Regions from separate parts of the Homo sapiens genome. Here region 1 is linked to region 2. Evidence: chromatin contacts called from ENCODE Hi-C data. All regions are on one chromosome and are shown on one strand. Each heading gives the region's core, a stretch centred on a gene start or an enhancer-like site at or near the end of the contact. The rest is flanking DNA. Distances are from core to core; before and after follow the strand shown. Region 1 holds the start of SSTR3 (somatostatin receptor 3). Region 2 holds the start of MYH9 (myosin heavy chain 9).

Region 1 (4,250 bases), core at 220-2,719, 820 kb after region 2:
AGAGGAAGAAGTTGAGGCTCAGAGAGGTTGAGTAAGCTGCAAAGGGTCACCCAGCTGGAGAGTGGGAAGCCAGAATTCGAACCCAGTTCTATCTACTTCTAAACCATCAGTACCTCCTGGCCACACTGGCTCCTCTGAAGGCCTCAGGCTGAGAAGGATCAAAGGCCATGACAGTCCTGAATAGTGCAGGGCGATGGCCCCTGGCTCTCTGCTTGTCCTCTACATGCTTCGGCCTTCCCCCCAAAGACACCTGGCTTATGCTTGCCAGTGCCGACTGACTCACTGGCACCCCAGGCCTGGGGCCTGATCCCAGGAGCACACCCTACAGGCCCAGCGCTGGGGGCTTGGGCTCTGCTGCACAGCGATGATGCCAAATTGCTGTGTGACCTCGGGCAAGTCACTTCTCCCCGCTGCACCTCAGTTTCGTCATATGGAAGACAAGCGGACCCACCTCCCAGGGTTGTTTGCAGAGATTAAACGGAGGCGTGCCAAGCACAGTGCCGGGTATGGAGGGGGAGCTCAGGAGAGCTGCCACGTGAGCTGGGGAAGCCAACGACATGATACATCTGGCTCCCTCCAGCCCTGACAGCCTGCGATTCTGTGATTCCGAGATCCTAGAATCATGGCACGAGATTCTGAGACTAACGCCCCTGCCCCTGCAGCCGACCGGGAGGTCACAGGAAGGCCTCCCTCCTGCCTCCCTGGGAGTCCCCACCCTCTGCCTCCCCAGCCCCAGCCTCCCAAGTTCATCCTGGGCAGAGGATGGGCTTCCAGGACCCCACCCTTCGGGACATCATCCGGGCCCCAGCCTCCTTACCTGCCCATGGGGTGAGGGCTTCCCTCCTTGCCGCCAGGCTGGTTATCATTCTGCTGTCCCCTCTCCCTGCCCAGTCCCCAGGTGCCCCCAGGGCACTCCTAACTAGGGTCCCCACAAGGCACCCACTTCTAGACCGCTTGCGGGCTCAGGTTCCCTCCCAGGCCCTCGGCCACGGCTGTCCACAGAGCCTCTCCCATCTGGTCTCCGGCCCTGACTTCCCAACCAGAGCCTGGTACGTCACCCCCCATCTCCAGGACACATCCTGGGGGGGCAGGGGCAAGGATAGGGGGGAGAAGCTTCCCAGGGTGAGGAAGAGAAGAGGGGAGCAAGGGACACAGAAGCCAATAGAAATAGAGGGGAAAGGGGGTCGGGAGGAGGTGGAGAAAGAGAGAGAGAGAGAAAGAGGGAGGGGGAGAGAGAGAGAGGGAGAGGGAGAGGAGACCGTGAGTAGGAGGAAAGGCAGAATGAGGGGGAGTGATGAGAGATGCGTGACAGGGAGAAGACGAGAAGGAAAGAGAGGAGAGGAGACACGGGTGAGAGGGAGAGATGCAGAGAGAGGCAGGAGGGAGGAAGGAGAATGAGGGGGTGGCAGGGAGAGTGACAGAGAGGGACTGTGCCACAGATGGTGACATGGAGCCCGTGAAGGAGGGAGTAAGCAGGGAGGGGCTGAGGGCCGGAGAGCAGGTGTGGGGGGTGGGGGCGGGGTGCAGGTTAAGGGAGGAGGCCCGGAGAGGGAGCAGGAGGGGCGCAGACCCTGTTACCGGGGAGATTTCAGCCACCCACGCCCGCTGGCCTTGGCTCCTGCAGGGAGTTGGAGAGAAGAATGTGCTCAGTGCTCAGGGGAGCCGAGGCTGCCAGCCAGTAGCCAGAGCAGCTCGTGAGGCCACTGCGGCACAGGTCCCCCGGGGCAGCAGCTGTGTCCCAAGGCAAGGCTGGGTGTGGGGCTGGCCAGCCCGGGAGTCCACAGTCCAGCCCTGCAGTCGGGCACACCGGCCGCAGCACGGACCACTGGGGAGGCCGGGTGGGGGTCATTAGTCCTGGGATTGGTTACATCTGGAGAGCCCCAGGCAGGGTGAGGAGTGGAAGGACAGAACAGAGAACCAATATTTTAGGCTTTGAGGGCAAAATCATTGTGCAGTGAGAAAACAGATTTTTACTATTTTGTAACTGACAAAACTCAAAATAGAATAATAATAATTGAGGCCAGTATTTTGTAATGTAGGTCCACTCATGAGAAGAATAGAGTTCTTTTTACAGACATCACCTTTTGCTTAATTGGAGTTTAGAGTTAGTGTTTCATCAAACCGATTGCAAATGTTCATCCGTAAAAACCATTCTCAGCTCCTAGGCTGTACAAAAACAGGCAGTGGGTGGGATTTGCCCCGTGGGCCATATTTACTGATCTTTGGTCTAAGAGACTCTGCCGTACAGTCCTGAGCACAGGCCCAGATGTCTTGGGATGCCGTGCCCCTGCCTGTGCTGATTCCTGCCTCAGCACAGGAGTGATAAGGAAAGGAACAGTCAGAGACGGAAGGGAAAAGGACACACGTCTTGGCTGAGCACCTACTATGTGCCAGGCTGTACCTAGGCTGCTTTCCAAACTGGGCCATTCCCTGGGACCAGGGCTGGACCTCCTTTGTCACTAGGTACCTGGCACTGCAGAGAACTGGAAGTTGAATGCATCCAGAGGTGCCACCATGCATGCGGCAGCACACAGTAGGACACACCCACTTCCAGCCGGAGCCGGCCTGGTCTCTTAACGCTGCCCGTCCCTTTGCCTTGTGCCCGGGACAAGGCCCTTGCTCCAGGTCTCAGCCTCCCATTGTCCTTGTCCGTACAAGTTCATGAGGTGTGGGTGGGCTCCTGGGAGCGTGTCCTCAGGGTCAAGGGTGGGTTTTCCATGGCACTGACCACCCACCCCTACCCACGGCTTCTCACTGCCCTCAGAATAAAGCTCTCTCGCCGCAGCCCACCTGGCACTGCATCCTTGATTCCTGCCGCCTGCGCGGGCCTCCTCCTCTGCTGATTTCACTCGCTCCTCTGTGCCCCAGGCGTACCCAGCCTCATGTATTCATTCACTTATTCCTGCAGGTTGGGGTATAGGGGCTGAAGACTGGACAGGGGAGTTTGAGCCCCAGCTCTACCCCTGCCGTGCACTGAACTTAAACTTCGGTTTTCTCCTTCAGTAGATTGTACACACCTGACTGCCTGGCCTGGGGGTTCTTGCGAAGGTTAAAGGAGTGAATGCTCATCAGTGTGCCCCCTGCCACACACCTCCCCAGCACCGAGCCTTACTGCTCCAGCCTGGAACCCGTCCACTGCTCTCCATCCACAGGCTCCCGTCTGAGCCAGGCCACTGAAGGGGTTCAGGACACGCCACCCCAGAATACACCACTCTGGCATATTGATTTCTCTGCACTAAAGGCACTTCAGAAACAGCAGGTGCAGAAAGGGGGCTCTGACCTCCCCTTTTCTTCCTGAAAGCAGGAGCTAAAACGCCTTGTGAAAGACGCCCTCCCTATGCCAGGAGGAGGAAAGACATTACCAGATAAGGAGAGTCGAGGCCAAAAGAAATCTGTATGAACAGATCTTTTAATCCTTATCTTCCTAGTTACACAATTGCCATTCTATGTTCAACCTGGTACAAAAGCCTTTATGCCTAGTCACTTCTTTGGGTCTTGGTCATTTGGGCGGGAGGCGGGGGGGCTCCCTTGTACATGTAAATGAAATCTGTATGTTTTTCTCCTGCTGATCTGCCTTATGTCAGTTTAATTCTTCAGCCCAGCCAGAGACCCTAAGACAGTAAAGAAGGGTTTTTCCTCCTCCACCCCACCATCACCTTGTACTCCCCTGCTTCCACCCTCGCCCCCTACTCAGCAGAGAGAGTGAGTCCATTACAAACATAAGTCATCCCAGCTGCCTCCTTGAGAACCTCCTATGGCCACCTGTTCCTCGTCAAATAAAATCCACAGTCCCGACCGCGGCCTAGGGACCCCATGTAACGAGCCTCAGCCTGCGCTTCCGCCACTCGGCCCTCTTCTCGTTCTAAAGCACCAGGGCCTCCATCTGAAACTCACCGGTGCCGCGAGTCCCTAGCAGGCCACTCCGGGTCCCCCTCTTCACCTTCAGCCTGGTTAGGCATCCCCTGCTCTGGCAGCCTTCTCCAGAGCCCTCCCCTTCTCCAACACTCCCTCCTTCAGGATTCCTTATCTGTAATGCAATGATTTTTTAATTTGCTTTTATTTTATCAAAGTACTGTTTGCAAGTAAATTTAGAAACCAGTAGAATAGTCCCCGCTTTATGCCCCTTATGCCTCGGTGCATACATCCCAATACCCTGAGTGGATGCCTGAATCCGTGGATTATAGTGAACCTGTATATATATGCTATTATTTTTTCCTGTATGATGTTTTACATACCCATGGTAATTTTTT
Region 2 (3,912 bases), core at 253-2,752:
ACAGTGTAGTTAGAATGGCCACAGTGCTGCGCTGCACGGAGAAGGAGCTAAGGCTCTCTTCCCTTTCCACGGTTACTCATCAGTCACTTTGAAATCCTGTTAAACCCAGAAAAGGGCGCAGTGAACCGAGAAGTGGCTGGGCCTCTCAACTGCCCGGTGGAGACAGCCGCCTGCCTCTACGACCTGGGACTTCCCAAGGAGTCTTCTCTCCACACCGGCTGGGTGGGGCCGTGCGCTCACCCTGCCCCCCACCACAGGACAGCCGGCAAGCTAGTGCTGGGGGTGCTGAGTCTCAGTTTGAAACAGCGGGGCTTCCCTGGAGAATGAGGGTGCCGCAGTCCTGTCTCCTGTGCGTGGCCCCAGAACAGGATGGGGTGAGGACCCCAGCACAGGGAAGCGGGTGCGTGGAGTGGAGAATAGAAAACTCCGATTTGGCTCAAACAGGAAAGATGCAATCGCCCAGGCCTGCTCGTAACGGCAGAGCTAGCTGCCCCCGCACCCCGCCCAGACGGGATGGCCCCTGGGTGCGGTGGAATCAGGTGCACGCCTGGGCGGCCCCGACGGCTGCTGCATTCCGGGCCTCCCTCCCCCGAGGATCAGAAGTCGGAGGTCGAGGGCTGGAGCAGGGACTGGGGGTGGCCCTTCCTGTCTCGCGCCCGGGTCCCCGCCGGGTCCCCCTTGTCCGGGCAGCCGCCGCACCTCCCCCGGGCCCTCCCCGACCAGTCCGACGGCAGCGGGCGAATGAGGAAGTCGGCCGCGGAGGCGGAAACCGGGCCGGGTGCAAGGTCTGCAGCGGGACGGTCCGACTCTGACTCAGGAGGACGCCCTGACAGCTGCCAAACGGTGCCCGCTGCCCGTTACCTCCGTGCCTCAGACGCCAGAAACTTCCACGGGAGCGGCTGCCCCGGGCTCCCAACCCGTGAGGCTGCGTCCCAGGGGCCGCGGCTCCCGGAAGGGGTTAAAAAGTTTGCCCGAGTCGGGCCTGGGCGAGGCGAGGGCGGGGCGCGTGCCCCAGCGGCTGGGGGAGGTCGGCTCCAGTGCCCAGTCCTGAGACCGCGCCGGGGGACACGGGGGGCGCCGGGGAGCGCCGGGTCCCGAGGCCGCCCCTGCACCCCTAGGCCTCGCTGCTGCCGGCGCCCTCCCCGAGCGCCCGCGTGGGGGTCCCGGTCCCCCTGGGAAGGATGCGGTGCCGGGCCCTGAGCCGCCGGCGTTCGCCCCCGCCCGCGCGGGTGGCGGGCCGCACTGAGCCCAAGAACCACCAGTCGGCCTGGCGGCAGCGCGTCTCGCCCCCGCCCGCCCGCCGCCGCCTGCCCGGGGCGGGACCGCGGTGGGGCTCGCTCACCTGAACCTGGATCTGCCCCGGGAACAGGCGCTGCTTCTCCCGAGAGGACTTTCTCGAGCGCTCGGGCGGCGGCCGGGTGGGGCGAGCGCACGAGGCGGGAGCTGCAGCAGGTCAGCCTTGCTTAGCCTTCCGTGCCCTGCCCAGGAACCGCGGTGATCTGCGCGCCTCACCGCACCCAGCTCGGCTCCTCGCCGCCTTCCCGCCCCGCCCTCGGAGCCGCGGGACCATTCCCAGCCGGGAGCCGGCTCCGGGGCGGAGCCTGGGGCACAATCCCGCCCCCTTCCTGCTACACCCACTGCAGGCCGCGCCTGGCCTTGATGGGCAGACGTATTGGCCTGTGGAAAGGGGGTGGGCGGAGCCTCTGCGGCCAGATGGGTGGGGATTCAACATCCTCTTTCCGCCCCACCTCCACCCGCTCCACCTTCCCCCGCGCTTCCTAGGCGGGAGCCCCGCCCTCTAGGGCGGGTCCAACGGACAGCCAGGTTCTAGGACAAGGATTGACACAGGGGGAATCCAATCAGGAGGCGGCGACTCGGGGCGCGGAGAGCTCCGGGCCGGGGTTTTGGTGCCTTGCCTGGGCCGGGGCGAGGCCCTGCGGGAGCCGACTGGGAAGGTCTGGAACTCTGACACCCCGCCCCGCGAGCTGTGCTCTCAGTCTCATGTCATCCCACCACAAGGACAGATATTAAGTACCATATATGGGAAAAATGCTATTTTACATAATTATGATCCCTGTGGGGGCGGGCATGGACTCAGCCCTGGATTCCATTGTGAGCGTCTTGAGTTCGATTCCTGACCCTGCCTCTTTAGGATCCGCACGTTGCTGCCTTTCAGCCTCCAAACCTTCGCTCTGGCCGTTCTCTCCACCTGGAATACCCTTCCGAGCCTCTCTTCACCTCCATGTCATTAACTCGCATACATCCTTTCAGGTACTTGTTACAAATTGCACTTTTTTTTTGTTACTGTCCACTACAAGAGGATAAAAAATGTTTTCATTTTTAAATGAAAAATCTTTTGATCCATTTGGAATTTATTTTTGGGGTAAGGAAGAAACCTAAGATAATTTTTGTAATAGCCACTTGTCCAAACACTGTTTTCTCCACTGATTTTAGTTGGCACCTTCATCGCCTATAGAACTATTATACTTGAAGCTGTTTCTGACTTGTATACATTGATCTCTCTGTGTGCACCTGTGCCAATCCCACCATGCTTTAATGAAGATACCTTTATAATACATTCTATATCTATGAGGGCAAATTTCTCATCATTACTCTTTCTTACTGGAATGTGCTTGCTATCATGACTATTCTTCCAAATTAACTTCAGAAAAAAGCTATGTTCTAAAGGCAAAAGAAAGCTGGGAAAAAAAGATTTTGCAACTCTGTGACAAATTACTATCAGCAATATATAAAGATCTCTTCCCAGTTGATAAGAAAAACCTCGGCCGGGCGCGTGGCTCATGCCTGTAATCCCAACATTTTGGGAGGCCGAGGCGGGCGGATCACCTGAGGTTGGGAGTTCAAGGGCAGCCTGACCAACGTGGAGAAACCCCGTCTCTACTAAAAATACAAAATAATTAGCCGGGCATGGTGGCCCATGCTTGTAATCCCAGTTACTCAGGAGGCTGAGGCAGGAGAATCGCTTGAACCCGGGAGGCGGAGGTTGCAGTGAGCAGAGATCGTACCACTGCACTCTAGCCTGGGCAACAAGAGCATAACTCCGCCTCAAAAAAAAAAAAAACAAAGAAAAAGAAAAAGAAAAACCTCAAAGACTCCAAAATAAAAATGGCCAAAAACAGGAACAGGTGATTTTAAAGAAGAATTATAAATGGCCAATAATTATTTTTAAAAAGCCATAAGAAATGCAAACAAAACAACATAAAATGCCATTTTCACCTAATTAAAAAAAAAATGCTCAATATTGGTCAGGTTTATAGATACAGATGAGAAAGTAAATTGATCAATTCTATCTGAGAATTCATCTTAAAAGACATTAGAAAAGTACACAGATATGAACTTTAAAGTTCTTTGCAGCCGGGCGCGGTGGCTCACGCCTGTAATCCCAGCACTTTGGGAGGCCGAGGCGGGCGGATCACGAGGTCAGGAGATCGAGACCATCCCGGCTAAAACGGTGAAACCCCGTCTCTACTAAAACTACAAAAAATAGCCGGGCGTAGTGGCGGGCGCCTGTAGTCCCAGCTACTTGGGAGGCTGAGGCAGGAGAATGGCGTGAACCCGAGAGGCGGAGCTTACAGTGAGCCGAGATCCCGCCACTGCACTCCAGCCTGGGCGACAGAGCGAGACTCCGTCTCAAAAAAAAAAAAAAAAAAAAAAAAAAAAAAGTTCTTTGCAACATTGTTTATAGTCACTAAATGTTAGAAATAAATGTACAATATATTACAAGATTGAATACATTGTGATATAGTCATATGTCGAAAAGTACAAAAAAAGTCATTAAAATTTTTATGTAGATTTGTATTTGCTGATTGAAAATATACTAAGTGGCCAGACGCAGTGGCTCATGCCTGTAGTCCCAGCACTTTGGGAGGTAAGGTGGGAGGATTGCTTGAG

Evidence for each region. Hi-C counts contacts between places; a loop is a spot of excess contacts on that map. Pooled maps may share reads with other maps.
Region 1: a map with no recorded cell type shows a loop between it and region 2 (2.8-fold over the local background). The contact joins the promoter of SSTR3 here to the promoter of MYH9 in region 2. A Hi-C loop is called at or near these places in 3 of 37 single-sample maps with no recorded cell type and 8 of 50 pooled maps.

What each region holds. Positions count from the first base shown.
Region 1 is chr22:37,211,008-37,215,257 of GRCh38, forward strand. It overlaps SSTR3 (somatostatin receptor 3), which reads right to left and starts at 1,470. Exons shown (of 2, transcript NM_001051.5): 1 at 818-1,470. RefSeq lists an enhancer at 309-1,288.
Region 2 is chr22:36,386,465-36,390,376 of GRCh38, forward strand. It overlaps MYH9 (myosin heavy chain 9), which reads right to left and starts at 1,503. Exons shown (of 41, transcript NM_002473.6): 1 at 1,343-1,503. It overlaps MYH9-DT (MYH9 divergent transcript), which reads left to right and starts at 2,130. Exons shown (of 3, transcript NR_183573.1): 1 at 2,130-2,271. RefSeq lists enhancers at 1-89, 1,520-1,814 and silencers at 527-756, 1,037-1,116, 1,147-1,726.